2 separate regions of the Homo sapiens genome follow, and region 2 is linked to region 1. A link is a contact called in ENCODE Hi-C or POLR2A ChIA-PET data. All regions are on one chromosome and are shown on one strand. The core of a region is the stretch at or near the end of the contact, and the rest is flanking DNA. Distances in the headings are between cores, read along the strand shown. Region 1 has its middle 50 kb from the start of CHST11. Region 2 overlaps CHST11 (carbohydrate sulfotransferase 11).

Region 1 (7,387 bases), core at 935-3,434:
GAGTATGTCTTAGTCATTTTTACTTTAGTTTTTTATTTTTTGTTTGTTTTGTTTTATTTGAGACAGGGTCTCACTCTGTGGCACAGGCTAGAGTATGGTGGCACGATCACAGCTCACTGTAGCCTTGACCTTGTGGGCTCAAGCAATCCTCCCACCTCAGCCTCCTAAGTAGCTGGGACTACAAGTGCATGCCTCCACAGCCAGCTAGTTTTTCTATTTTTTACAGAGACAGGGTCTCACTATGTTGCCCAGGCTGGTCTCAAACTACTGGGCTCAAACAATCCTCCTGCCTCAGCCTCCCAAATTGTTGGGATTACAGGCATGAGCCACTATGCCTGGCCTCTTAGTCATTTTTATAATCTCCAAATCCCCTTGTAACATCTTGCTCATAGTGGGTAAATTGCCAGGAAGAAAAAAACAAAAACAGAAAATAATACAGTCATGTACTGGGATATGTCAGGTAGAGTGATACCATATTCAAATAAGACTCTGAACTCTTTGCAGGTAAAGTGACAGAATCCAACTCTACTGGCTTAAGCAAAGAAAGGGAGAACTTATCTCCCATAATGGAAAAGTGTAGGAGAATAGCTTCAGGCATGGCTGGATCCAGGTGTTCAAACTATAATATGTAATCAGGAATCTGTTTCTCTCCAGTTCTCTTATTTGCTTTCCTCCATTCTGGCTTCATCTTTAGGACCAAGTCCACGTATTGACAAAAATGGCCTCCAGCAGTTCCAGACCTATAGTGAACCAGCCTAACAACCTGGAAAAAAGAACCCTCTTTCTCAATTTTTTTTTTTTTGAGATAATCTCACTCTGTCTCCCAGGCTGGAGTGCAGTGGCGTGATCTTGGCTCATCACAACCTCTGCCTCTCAGGTTCAAGTGATACTTGTGCCTCAGCCTCCTGAGTAGCTGGGATTATAGGCAGGCGCCACCACGCCAGGCTGATTTTTGTGTTTTTAGTAGAGATGGGGTTTCACCACTTTGGCCAGACTGGTCTCAAACTCCTGACCTCAGGTGATCGACCCGCCTCAGCCTCCCAAAGTGCTGGGAGTACAGGTGTGAGCCACTGTGCCCGGCCCTCTTTCTCAATATTGAGGACTTTGGTCCTAGGCCAAAGAGGGCTCAGGAGGTAGGATTTAGCCCCACCTGAACCACATGGCCTGGGAGTTGGGGCAGGGGAGATCCCTAAAAGAAAATCTGATGCTGTTAGCAGAAAAAGGAGGAAGGATGTCGAGCAGGGAGCAAAGCCATTCACTACAGCTGGCATCAGACAGATGCTGTGCCAACATTAAAAATCAGGATGTGGAATGACATCTGTTAACCTGGGGAAAAATTCATAGAGTCTTGCTAAGTGAAAAAAGTAAGCTGCAAAACACTACTGTGAAATGACACCATTCCGAGGTATGAAAATATTATAGTGTAAGTATGCCTAGAATTAATTCTTAAGGCAATATCCCAATGCACCCTGGTGAAGTGGAAAGTTTTCTTTTTTATATTTGTTTGCAATTTTAAAATTTCTATACTGAATATCTATTGCATTTACTATTATTTAAAACACATTTTAAAATTAAGGTGTGTGTGAGGATTGATTTTATGTGTCAACATGGCTGGGCTATGGTGCCCAAATATTTGGTCAATCATTCTGGATGTTTCTGTGAAGGTGGGTATTTTTTTTTATGAGATTAACATTAAAATTGGTGGACTTTGAGTAAAGCAGATTGCCACCTATAATGTGAGTGGCCCTCATCCAATCAGTTGAAGGCCTGAATAAAACAAAGACCAACCTTCGGAGCAAGAAGGAATTCTTCCAGCCGGCTGACCTTGGACTTGAACTGCAACTTTTCACGGAGTCTCCAGCCTGCTGGCCTATCCCATCAGATTTTGGACTTATCGAGCCTCCACAATTGTGAAAGCCAATTTCTTAAAGTCTCTCTCTACACACACACACACACACACACACACACACACACACACACACACTCCCTGTTGGTTCTGTCTCTCTGGAGAGAACACTCACACAATCCAGCTCCTGCCTTCTATCAACTCCGCGAAGAAGATAACAGCAGTCAGGAAGCTTGTGTCCCAGCCCGGGGCTGTCTCTTACCAGAAGGTTGGTCCCAGGCAACTCCATTCTTCCCTGAGCCTAGCTTCCTTATCTCTAACCCCGAGGGTGACTCACTATTCCAGCCTTGACTGACTGCCAAATGGCCCAGACAGGGCCAGTGATAGTCCCACAGTGCCCGTCCTTAGTATAATTTCTCAACACTGAGCTGCCAGTCACTTATTTCTGAAGATTAGGTGCTGCCATGAGTTTCTTTACACAAGAAGTCAGTGTGGAAAAAAAAAATAGAATAAAACAACAAAATCTCCCGAGCCGAGAGACTTTTCTAGTCACTGATGAATAGATAAAAAGAAACGTCTGTTTCATCTTCATGCTTAAAACACCTGCAATATCAATACACTTCCCGATCTCATCATTAGCACTGAGAAGACTGATCCATGCTTAAACCCAACAAGACTTAGCTCCCAGAGTAAAGGGCCTTTGCCTCTTGGCTCACCTCTCTGGCTTTGTACTTTCTTTGTGCACTGAAGATCAAATGTGGCATGAAGTGAGAAACTCACTTCAAACCCCCACTCCGAATCGTTGAACAGGTTCTAAAAGCACTGGAGCTGAAAGTCCCCTCTCATGATTCCAGCCCGTGTGCACTGGACATGCCCAGAAAGGAAGCCCTGCCATTGTCTGGGATGTGTCTCATTGACGTCATCAGCAGTCTTCCTTGAGTTTCCCAATGTCCCCAACACTTCCCCTGGTGGTCAACTATCCAGGTAGTTCTCTTGTGGCTTCAGGAATGCTCAAGGTGACCCCTAGGGCCTATTGAAATAGTCCATTAATGAAAATCATTCTGTCCAGCCTATCATTCTTATGCCTCTCAGATATGGCAGCCCCTTTAGAGAACAAAAGATTTCCATGCTTCCTTCACTATGTGGAAATGAAATTTACAGATAATTTTACCTTCCTGCACACACAATTTAAAAAAAATCAATAGAATGTCCTATCTATACTATGAAGAAGGAATAAAAGTAATTTAGGATAAAAACAGACGTAATGTAGAATAAAACAATATCCATGCTGTCAATCATTCCACAGTGTTTATGAGTGTCTACCTCCAGGCAAGGGTGTCAGTGCAGAACAGCAAAGAAAACTGTCAGGAAGGGGGATACAGCATTGAGGGCGTGGGCTCCTAGCTCAGGCAAGACCTTACTGGAAGTCCTAATGAAATAATTAGATGCTTGCATCTCCTGTGTTAATGAATTCAATGAATATTTACCAAGTGTTGACTGTGAGGCAGGCACTGTTCTAGGGGACGGAAAGTCAGGAGTGAACAAACCCTTTCCCCCCCGGGTTGCCATTCCAGGCGGGGGCATAAGTTTCAATGTAAGAGGAATGAGGAGGTCAGGAGCCAGTGTCTACAAGGAAATCAAATGAGCTGCAGGTATGCAAGGACATGAGAAGAAATGTGAGAATATCATATCCTGCAGGAAATGGAGGGAGGGAGAGTCATGGGTCACCCCCAGGTCTCAAGCCCTGCTGAAATTTAGAGCAAGAATGCTTCACTGGAGCAGAGCAAGAAAAGAAATATATCTGTGTCATCTTAGAAGATACCCCAGACTTCCCAGATCTTGAGACCTTCAGAAACACAGATTAAAAGCAACCCCCAGGCATCCTCCTGCCTCCCACCTCATAGAATTGATGTTGGTTTTTCCTTCTCCCTAGAATGCTCTTTGCCCAGGAATCCTCACAAACTCTCTCCTTCACTTCATTCAAATTTATGCTCATGACACCCTTTAGGGAGGACATTCATGTCCACTATATGCAAAAGAGCTCCCACCCTCACCCCATCCCAGCCTGCCCTCCTACTCCACTCCAGTTGTCACTCACCACTCCTCAACATTGTGTTATGTATTTACCAGTTCCTTTGGTGGTTGTCTTGTCTCTCCTACTCAATCTAAATTTCACTAGAGCAGGGGCCACCTGTTTCATTCATTGCTGTCACATCAGCAATTGGGACACTGCCTGGCACACAAGAGGCCCTCAATAAATATGTGTATGTTCTGGGTACTGTGGCTCACATCTGTAATCCCAACACTTTGGGAGGCTGAGGTGGGCAGATTGCTTGAGCTCAGGAGTTCAAGACCAGCCTGGGCAACATAGCAAAACCCTATCTCTACAAAAATATAAACATTAGCCTGGTGTGGTGGTGTGCACTTATAATCTCAGCTACTTGGGAAGCTGAGATGGGAGGATCACTTGAGCCCAGGAAGTGGAGGTTACAGTGAGCCAAGATCACTGCACTTCAGCCTGGGCAACAGAGCCAGACCCTGTCTCAAATAAATAAATAAATAAATAAATATACCATAGAATTAATATCCAGTGATGTGCTAGAGCTGGCTGACTCCAGCATGAGAGAGTCAATTGCATGCCTCTGGTCCCAAATGTGTATTTCATGATGTAGGGTTGGTATCTTAAAATCTGCCATGATGGGAGTATTTACACCACAGTAATTGGCCAATGCTACATGTCAGAGCTCCTTCTCCCACTGGAAAGCTGGTTGTTATACATTTATCAGTACATCATTGGACATAAATAAACATATGCTACTGGACTATATCACCTTTGTTAAGAGACGTGGTTCCCCTACAGCTCTGAAGACAAACCATTTCAACCCCAAGTTGCTGCTTCTGTCACAGGCCTAACAAACTGGTTGAATGGCAAGAAACCCAAACACCTTATATTTATTCTCTGCACACAACGTTACTGATATTAGTGTGGAAGTGCATTCTTCGTGACACTAGAGCCATCTCAGCTAAGAGGCAACCATTTTTTTTGCCCTAGTAATTAAAAAATGGCAATTGCTAGTTATTAAAATAGGAAAGTAGATAAATAGCGATGATAATTACTGCATTTTTCTCTTCAGAGAAAACAGCAATACTGTATGTAGTCATTTTCGATAAATATAGAAAATAAGTAATTATTGCTGAAGCTATTCATTATGAATCTCTATTCGCAATCTCACTTCTGCAAACACCATTCATTGTTTAAAATAATGGTTCTAAAGGGCAAGGCAAACTTCTCATTACCGGCTGGCAGGCACCCGTGGATGGAGAGGTGGCAGGCACACGGGGCAGCTTGGCTAGTTGGTCATCTCAGTGCTGATTGTGAAAATAAGTTTGAAAAGATAATCTTATCCAACATAGAAAAAAACAAAAAGAGTGGCCGGGCGCGGTGGCTCACGCCTGTAATCCCAGTACTTTGGGAGGCCGAGGTGGGCAGATCACGAGGTCAGGAGACCAAGACCATCCTGGATAACACGGTGAAACCCCGTCTCTACTAAAAATACAAAAAAATAGCCGGGCATGGTGGCAGGCGCCTGTAGTCCCAGCTACTTGGGAGGCTGAAGCAGGAGAATGGTGTGAACCCGGGAGGCAGAGTTTGCAGTGAGCCGAGATCGCGCCACTGCACTCCAGCCTGGGCGACAGAGCAAGACTCTGTCTCAAAAAAAAAAAAAGAAAAAAACAAAAAGAGCAAAAAAGACTAGCGCATCTGTCTGTGGGCCAGCCAAGGGCGGCTGCAGGTCAGGAGCTCTAATTAAGCAAGGTGCAGTGGGTGGAGGGGAACTTGGTGTCCACTCAGCCACAGTGCTGTTTTCATGTCTAACCTTGATTGAACCAAGCTTCTCAGAAAGCCCAACCCTAATGGAAAATAAATTCTGCTGAATTCGAATGGAGCCATTAACGTCTCCCTTCTCAGGTCTTGAAACATTTATTTGCTTTAAAATACACGCACTCATCTCAGTTCTATTAGGAGTCAGAGCCAGCTTTTGCCTGGGAGCAGATTTATCTCTGCCCACACCCTCCCACCCCCTTGCTGCTCTCCTCCCCAGGCAGGGCTGAGCCGCAGCGGAGAAGGGACAGGGGCAGAGGCCAGAGCATCCCAGGGGCTTCCCTCCTCATCAGCTCATGGGAGTTGCCTTAGTACCACCCTGCGGTGCTGAGTCCTGATGGGCCCCAAGCCCCTGTCCCTCCAGGAGCTTCCTTTATGATCTGAACAAGTCCTACTCTCAATGATTGGAGAAAAAGTTTTTTGTTTTTTTTTTAAATTTGAGACAAGGTCTCACTCTGTTGTCTAGGCTGGAGTCCAGTGGCCTGATCGTGACCTCCTTGGCTCAAGTCATCCTCCCACCTCAGCCTCCCAAGTGACTGGGACTACAGGCATAAGCCACCATGTCTGGCTAATTTTTTAATTTTTTATAGAGACAGGGTCTTGCTCTATTGCCCAGGCTGGTCTTGAACTCCTAGGCTCAAGCAATCCTCCCAGTTCAGCCTTCCAAGATGCTGGGATTACAGATATGAGCCACCTGCCTGGCCCTAGAGAAAGATTCATAATCCAGTGTCAGGAATTTGTTCCAAATGCTGGCTTCATCATTTGAGGAAGCCTGTCTTCCTCCATGGGTCTTAGTTTCTTCATCCATTTGGAAGGACAGGCTGGATCTGCAGTTCCCAGGGGGGTACTGTCCCTATGAGGTGTTTTGGAGATCTTCCAGAGCATCTCTGATTATCACAATGATTAGAGACACCATTGGCTTTCATGGGCATTGGCAGGCAATGCCTGGGACAGTCTTGCACAGCAAAGAACTGCTTCATGTCCCATGTGACTTTCAAAAACCCCACTGCACATTCCCATACCTGTGTGACTTTGTGAAGTCACTTTGCTTCTTCATACTTTTACTTTCCTCTTTTTTTTTTGAGATGGAGTTTCGCTCTCGTTGCCCAGGCTGGAGTGCAATGGCACGAACTCGGCTCACTGCTACCTCTGCCTCCTGAGTTCGAGCGATTTTCCTGCCTCAGCCTCCCAAGTAGCTGGGATTACAGGCATGTGCCACCACACCCGGCTAATTTTGTATTTTTAGTAGAGATGGGGTTTCTCCATGTTGGTTAGGCTGGTCTCGAACTCCCGACCTCAGGTAATCCGCCCGCCTCGGCCTCCCAAAGTGCTGGGATTACAGGTGTGACCCACCGTGCCCAGACTACTTTCCTCTTCTTTAGCTAAGAAGTATTGTTCTCAAGGCTCAGGCCAGGTTGGGCAGTGTAGGAGTCTATGAGAGGAATTCAGATAAGTATGTTCATTCATAACAAATATTTCTTGAGCACCAACCAAGCACTGGGTTCTGGGTTGGATGCTGGGGATACAGCACTCAGTCAGACACATGTAGTTCTTGTCTGCACAGGGCTCATAGCCCAGTGTACTCAAATCTGTGATTCTGGAAAGGATGTTATGCCCCTTTAATAATTAACACTCAGTCTCTATTTATGTGGCCCCATTAG
Region 2 (7,360 bases), core at 1,387-3,886, 110 kb before region 1:
ATGCTAGTGGAAACAGACATCCCAATTTTATAAGCTCCAGGAGAGTCGAATTTTCCGGGCACAGAGAGGGTGATAAGATCCTGTCTGAGATTTCACCACCAAGCAGGAACTAGGCCAAACAATTTCATTAGCCTGTAGTTCAGCCTGCCCCAGCCTGGGTGACCCATTCAGCAGCCATGAGCGGGGATAAAGGCAGAAAATGCCCACTGGCAGGGAAACAAGATACGACTCACCAGGCTGGGGACAGAAGAGGCCCATTTCAATCAAACAGTGGAGTAGACTCAAATCAACTTTTCCTCAGTGGGCATAGAATCAAAGAATCACTGTGGGATCCCCAGAGGACAGAGTGAAGTACTTTGACACCGTTACGCAGGACACCTCCATCCAGCCCTCATTCTCTTAGCAGGATACCATTTCTTCCCAGGATGTGTTGGGGCAGAAGCTAGATGCAGTCACCTTCCTGGAATTAGGTCTGAGCTAAGCGTCAGGAGAGCTAGCTCTCTATGACCACCTCACTCACTCAGTGTATTCTTGGGCAAGTCATTTCACTTTGGGCCCGAGTTTATAAAATAAAGACGTAAAACGACATCATCTTTGAATTCCTTGCCATCTCTGACAGTATACGAAACCAAGATCCACAGTCACAACCAGGCTGACCAGACAAAAGTCTGCAGGGGGATTTAATCCCAAAACGCGGACCACAAAGAAGGGAGAAAAACCAACCTGCATGTAATCATATTCACCCAGGCTCACCTGTTGCGGATATGCATTGCAGAAAAGCATGCAGATAAGGAGAAAATAGTTATATGGGAAGGGAAAAGGTGGAGGCCCAGAGAAGAAGAATGTTCACCTTAAAGGTCCCACCAGGGTAGACTCGAATACAATGGCAAATCTCTGAACCTTCCTTTGGATCTCCAAGTCATTCATCTACAAATATGTATTGAGCAACTTCACTGGGAGACAGGATACTGAGATCAACTATTATCCTTATCCTTATTATGATTACTATTTAATTAGGGCAGCTGGGGAAAAAAAGACATGTCTAATTAAGTGCTCAGATTCTCTAAATAGATTTTTTAAATCCACCATTAAGATTCAGAATATGTTCTATTCTTTCCCACCGGACTCACGTATTCCAAAGGAATATCAGACAGTCACCTTTAAAACAAATGGACCACAAGCCTCCAGGGTCAGAGAACAGAAGGGGTGGCTGCACACGCCACTGGCTGCAGACTGTCTGACTTCCTGAGCAGATACAAGCAAAGGCCAAGTGCCCTCAAGGGAATTCAAAAGCCCCTGCCATCCCCGCTCCCATGCTGTGAGCCTGGGACAGATTTAGCCTCCAGCCACAGAACACTTCACTGCACCAGCTTGATGCTCAGGGCTTATCCTGAACATGGCTAGGATCATGCCCCAGGAAGAAGATCCTATGAGTGAACAAAATTACGCCATCCTAAGAATCCCCTTCAAGAAGTGCTTTGCAATTTCAGATGCTGGAACAATCTATCCTATAGCAGACTGAGAGGTTTGTTTTTTTTTGTTTTGTTTTGTTTAAAAAAAAAGGTTACACAAGTGGCTAAGTAGCAGCAGCAGTGGTGCTCCTCCTGACCACCACCCATGTACTAACCCGCCCTTCTTACACTAACAACTGCTGCTCCTACTTAGCAAACTAATCACTAACCATTAGTCCTACTGCCTCTCACTGAATGCACCCATGTCCATTCCTTTAGGCTTATAAAGCATTTACTTCTCCATTAGCTTATGTGGCATGTAAGATCCTGAGAGATGAGCAGAGCAGGTGCCATTGGGCCCATTGGACAGATAAAGAAACTAATGCTCAGTAGTTCAGAGACTGTCCTGAAGCCTCCCCAGCTGATGAGCAGTGAACTGGTTTTGCTGCCTCATCCCTTACTGCCTGTAGCATGGGTGTGCAGAAAGACAACAGACAACTTTGATCAGTTCCGACGCCAGCAACTAGGAATGAAGCTAAGACATAAGGAACATGGAGCTCCTGCACCCCGTTCCCTGATGGAGTCCCAGTCCCTTGCACAGCTGTGCCTCCTAAATTAAACACACGCACTCTCCATAAGTAGTTTCCTAGGAAAACCAGACTACTGTCCTTTAGGAACCAACCCTGCACCTGCAGAAAAGCCTTCAACAAAACCAACTGTGAAGGCTTTGCCGAAACAGTTCTCAGAACAGCTGTCCTGGTCCTGCCACAGCACAGGAAATCATCCCATCTTGGCAAACCCCACTCAACCATGTTTCCATGCTGCAGCCTTAGAGGAATGAAAATATCAATCTGAGCCAAGCAAATCTAACAGGCTATCATGCAAAATGCTGGTGTCAAATCAAGCCTCAACCAGTAATTATCCATCAAGCAGGGCCATAATAACCGGCTCCCTGGGGTCACTTCGCTGGGAGGCAGGGAGGTGGTTACTAAAGAGGGAGTTGGAATTGGACAAGTGACAGCCTTAAGAGAAAGGCGTTCATCTCACTTTTCTAGATTCTTCTACAGGTTAGGGGGTTCTACCCAACCCTCTAACCAAACCTATCCCCACTGAGGTCAAAACCCATCCTGTGGCTGCCTCGAGGCATTTATGATGACGCACTGGGGCAGATCTCCATCTATCATGCTGTGCCCTCCTTTAAGTTTAAAGGAAGTTGGCTTTAGCTAATGGTCTGAAAGGTGCTTCCTTTACCAACTGCTGTCATTAAACTAGCAAACTATTAATTTAAACTCTTATGGTAAGGGGGTTTCCTGGAAATTCCTTAAAGGAAGTCTGTAATTGACAGTGTGGTTAAACATCATACAGACAGCACAAAAATCCTAATCAAATACAATTAGTGCAGGCTCAAGTCCCCTTGTAGACCAATAGCACTTTTGTTCATAAGAAGTACTGTGCCATACCCCTGTTTAGGGTTGGGACTATTATGGAGAAAGAAACACACACACACACACACACACACACACACACACCTCAAGAGTCCAGGCCTAGGCCTCAAAGTTCATCATGACATTTGCTCCAACTCTATAATCCGACTGAAGAGAAGAAAGAGTTAAAAAAAAAAAAAAAGAAAGAAAAAAAGAAAAAGAAAAGATTTTAAGAAAAAAATGGTTTCTATTAAAATGCATAACACCATCTTTCAAAGATGAAAGGACTTAGTAGAAACACCATAAACCTCAGAATTACACAGTAAATTGCTTCTTTTGTTTAAGGCAAATTAATATTGGATCACAGATAAAAAATAAATCCTCCCAACATCCCCAGCTAAAGGATGCTATATTCATTATGCAGCTTGGAAGACTGCATGTTGACTATTTTGTAGAAAATGAATGAAGGGTTGGTTATAATCACCTTCCCACTCAAATCCTGTCTCATTACCTGAAGTGTTTTTCCTGCAAAGTGACACACAAATGATTTTCTAGTCTTCGCTTTCTTCTCATAAGCCACCATATGCAGGGCGAGGGAAAGTCCGGGGTGTATTAACTATGCCAGTGAATCTGCCCGGGGTCCTTCAAAGTGCTTCCCAGAACACGGTGCACAGACATCGTATTTGCCTAGGTCTTTATCAGAGTCCAACTGAATCTGGCACAAAGGCAACTGACAACCTCTGAATATCCCTTACCGAGCCCATATAATTAGTGAAGGAAATACAGCATGATAACATGTGTATCATCCGAATCTTCCCTCCTTCCTACTCACGCGCTCCTGTCATACTTGCTAACTCAAAGGTGGTCTTTATTTTTATGTTTATTTTTTTGAGACAGGGTCTCGCTCTCTCACCCAGGCTGAAGTGCAGTGGCACAATCATGGCTCACTGCAGTCTTGAACTCCTGGGCTCAAGCAATCCTCCCGCCTCAGCCTCCCACGTAGCGGGGACTACAGGCACGTGCCACTGCGCCTGGCTAATTTTTTTATTTTTTTGTCAAGTAAGGGTCTCACTATGTTGCCCAGGCTGGTCTTGAGCTCCTGGGCCAAGCTCCCACCTCAGCTTCCTAAAGTGCTGGGATTACAGGCGTGAGCCACCATTTCTGGACTCAAAGGTGGTCTTGACTCAGAGGCGGGAACTTCTCACTGCCAAAGCGACCTTAGATCCAAAGTTATCCAGTACGATCCTCAGTGGGAAAAGGCACTGACATGCAGTAGGTATTCAAAAAGTGTTAGACACTACACAAAGAAAAGGGACCAATTATAAAATGTCTGGCTTCATTTCGCCAAGCTCATCAGGAGTCAGCTTAAGGAACACCACATCCTTGTCATTCACCTCTATCACTCCGATTCCACATTCCCACAGAGATGAAATTCTTCCTGAGGTCAGGTTCCCAGGTCGCTTTTGAGGCAAAATTTCTCTTCTAAGAATTTGGTACAGCCTCTGAAGTAGGGTGAGGGTGATGGCATCTAGAACTAGGGACTTCAGTGTGGCCAGAGGACACCCACCTCCACATCATCACCCGGGAGCTGGTTACAAATGCAGGATCAGACCCCAGGCCAGGCCTATGGAATCACAACCTGCAACTTAACTCCAACCCCAGGGAATTCCACATGCATCTAAGTGTGAGAAGCTCTGGTGTACAAGTGATGATTGCAAACAGGGGTCTGGAAGCCCCTACACCACCCCCTGGTTCTCCAGACATTAAAATTGACAAGCTTCAGAAGGAAGAGGGCACTGATGACCATAAAATGAGGCTGTCAACAGCTTGCTGCTCCCCTGTGTAGACAGACCAGGATTAAATCGGCTTCAAGACACCCATCCAAGCGCGGGTGCAATAAAAGGCTCTGAGGATGGAGCCCAGGCGCTGAACTTTGGGGTGCAGTTTTAATTTCGCTGGACAATTCTTGGGCTTCTCTTACAGTGCACCCAAGATTTTACAGACAAAAAAGGCTGCAGAGATCAAATTCCAGCTTCCCCCAGTTACTTAACCACTCAGCCTGGGAATGTTACTAAACCTCTCAAGGCTCTTCCTTCATCTTTAAGTGGCAGTAACAGCTATGATGGAGAGGATTTGGAAGGGGGGAAAGAGAATGCATGAAGAGAGCTTAGAGCACATAAGAAGTGCTCAGTAAACATCAGTTATTGCCTTTTTACCATTCGTAACTCTAGAAGGAAGAACAAACAGGAACATTTTGCTCCATGATCAACTTAGGCATAGGATAGAAGGTAGAGTGGAGGAAATCAATCCAAATGAGCCCAACAGGGCACACAAATTCAAAAATACATTTCTGCTAGGCTCTCCTAATGTGCCCCTTCTGCTTGGTGCCCTGAGCTTCCGTTCCTCTTTACAGCAAGGCATGCCTTTAATTCAGCATGCCCAGTGGTGACTTAGGTATCAACTCATCCTAGGGGCTCCCCCAGGCAAAGAGGCCAATTTTCAATGGATGGCATGTTACCAGGGAGCCTCAGAGGAACACTATAAAAGCACCTCACTCTTTTATCTGTATGTCTCCCCTCCTGGAGTTCAGATGGGCCAAAAGCATGGACTCAGGGGCTCAGGCACTTTTCGTAAGCCTTAAGCCCTCCAATTCCAACCACGCCTAAAAGTGGATGGAGGAAATGATATCCACCTCATTGCTTCACATAAGGGATGATGACTAGCAAGAGAAAAAAAGGCAATGAAAAAATTGCAAAGATGACCATTTTAGTAGCTTGTATTTTAACACAAGGATCTGAGCCAATCACATAAATCGTATACTTCTCACCAGGATATGAACAGACACCGTGCTCTCTGCTGAAGAAAAGGTGAACAGGAGACAAAAAGAGTCAGGGTCTCTGCTCTCTCAACTAACATTTGCCCCAATTTTGCCCCTAGGGGACATATGACATTGTTTGGAGACATTTTTGGTTATCACAACAAGTATCTAGTGAGTAAAGGCCAGGAATGCTACTAAACTGCCTCCATTGCACAGGACAGCTTCCAGCAACAAAGATTTTGTTCAGCCCTAAATGTCAATACTGCCAAGGTTGAGCTTCAACTCTTATCTGCCTGGAACTCCTTCTCTTAACCACTGCACTACATGGTCTCCCTTCGTGTTTCCTATTGTTCTGAAGATAAAATAATTTTTTTAAAACAGGATCACATATCAGATTACCACAGCTCTGTAGCCAATGCTGAAATTAAAATACACACAAAAATGCTCTATGCACATTGCTCTCCTTTGACCATCTCCAATGCTTGCACCCCAAGGCTTTTGAACTTGCTTCGCCCTCTGCCTAAGCAGACTCCCCGCTGCCCCAGCCCCATCATGTAGGTTCAGGGCTCACACCCCACCTCCTTCACATCACCTATGGCCTTCTCAGTATGGCCTTTCCTAATAGTCCCCACTCTCTCCCCCTGCCCTTCCATATCATCCATCACCCTCAGGCGGGTCAGGAGTTTTTATTTGTGTATTATCTTACTCCTCCCCCTAGACTGTAAGCTCCAGGAGGGCAGGCATTTTCTCCTGTGTCACTGCATTTTCCTTACCACCCCTAACAGTGTCTGGCACACAGCAGGAACTCAAAGAATATTTGGTGAAACAATGAATGAATGAATGAATGAATGAAAAAACAAACTAGCTTTGATTTCTTCCTCAGAAATTTGAGAGCCTTAGCTTTCCCCAAGCTTTAACACCATCGGAGGGAAAGACCTCTGTGTAGAACGCGATTCACCTTGCTACAAGATGAACAATAACCACTGTCCTACATCAGGGGCTGGCACATTTTTTCCTGTAAAGGGCCAGATAAGTGCCTTCAGCTTCACAGGCCTATTCAGTCTCTGGAGCAACTATTCAACTCTGCCATTATCGCACAAAAGTGGCACAGAAAGTACGCCAACAAGGGAGCATGGCTGAGTTCCAGCGAAACTTTATTTAAGGACATTGAAATCTGAATTTCATAGACTTTTCATGTGTCAAGAAATATTGTTCTTCTTTTGATTTTTTTTTCCCAACCATTTTAAGATGTAAAAACAATTCTTAGCTCACAGGCTATACAAAAGCGGGAGACGGGCTAGATTCAGTCATGAACTTAGATGCTTCATCCAATAATACGACACCACATTAAAACGACCCAGAGTCCTTTCACAATGGCCATCTCATTCATCCTCAGAACGACCCTAACAGATTGGTTCTTCATATCCTTCTTTACCCCAGTTTACCGCTGAGGAAACTGAGGCACAAAGTGACTCATTGATATAGTTCAGATATTTGTCCCCTCCAAATCTCATGTTAAAATGTGATCACCAATGTTGGACATGGGGCCTAGTGTGTCATGGGGGCAGACCTTGCCATCCTGGGGTAACGAGTGACTTGTCGCTCTGTTAGTTCCCACAAGAGCTGATCGTTAAGAAGAGCCTGGTACCTTCCTCCCCTCTCTCTCT

What was found. Hi-C counts contacts between places; a loop is a spot of excess contacts on that map. ChIA-PET counts read pairs that join two places held with the same protein, here RNA polymerase II (POLR2A).
Region 2: a map of endothelial cell of hepatic sinusoid shows a loop between it and region 1 (2.6-fold over the local background). The contact joins two enhancer-like sites. A Hi-C loop is called at or near these places in 1 of 168 maps with a recorded cell type or tissue (endothelial cell of hepatic sinusoid). POLR2A ChIA-PET finds 5 or more read pairs at or near these places in 2 of 52 experiments (HEK293T and OCI-LY7).

What each region holds. Positions count from the first base shown.
Region 1 is chr12:104,403,533-104,410,919 of GRCh38, reverse strand. No RefSeq gene overlaps it. Among named protein-coding and RNA genes, the nearest start is that of CHST11, 50 kb to the left of the region's middle. Within about 2 kb of position 2,184, at least 13 of the 41 ENCODE cell types and tissues checked have a DNase peak (open chromatin) inside an H3K27ac peak, as active enhancers do.
Region 2 is chr12:104,514,692-104,522,051 of GRCh38, reverse strand. The region is part of intron 1 of CHST11 (carbohydrate sulfotransferase 11); the gene reads right to left. Among named protein-coding and RNA genes, the nearest start is that of CHST11, 61 kb to the right of the region's middle. RefSeq lists an enhancer at 1,553-1,602. Within about 2 kb of position 2,636, at least 5 of the 41 ENCODE cell types and tissues checked have a DNase peak (open chromatin) inside an H3K27ac peak, as active enhancers do.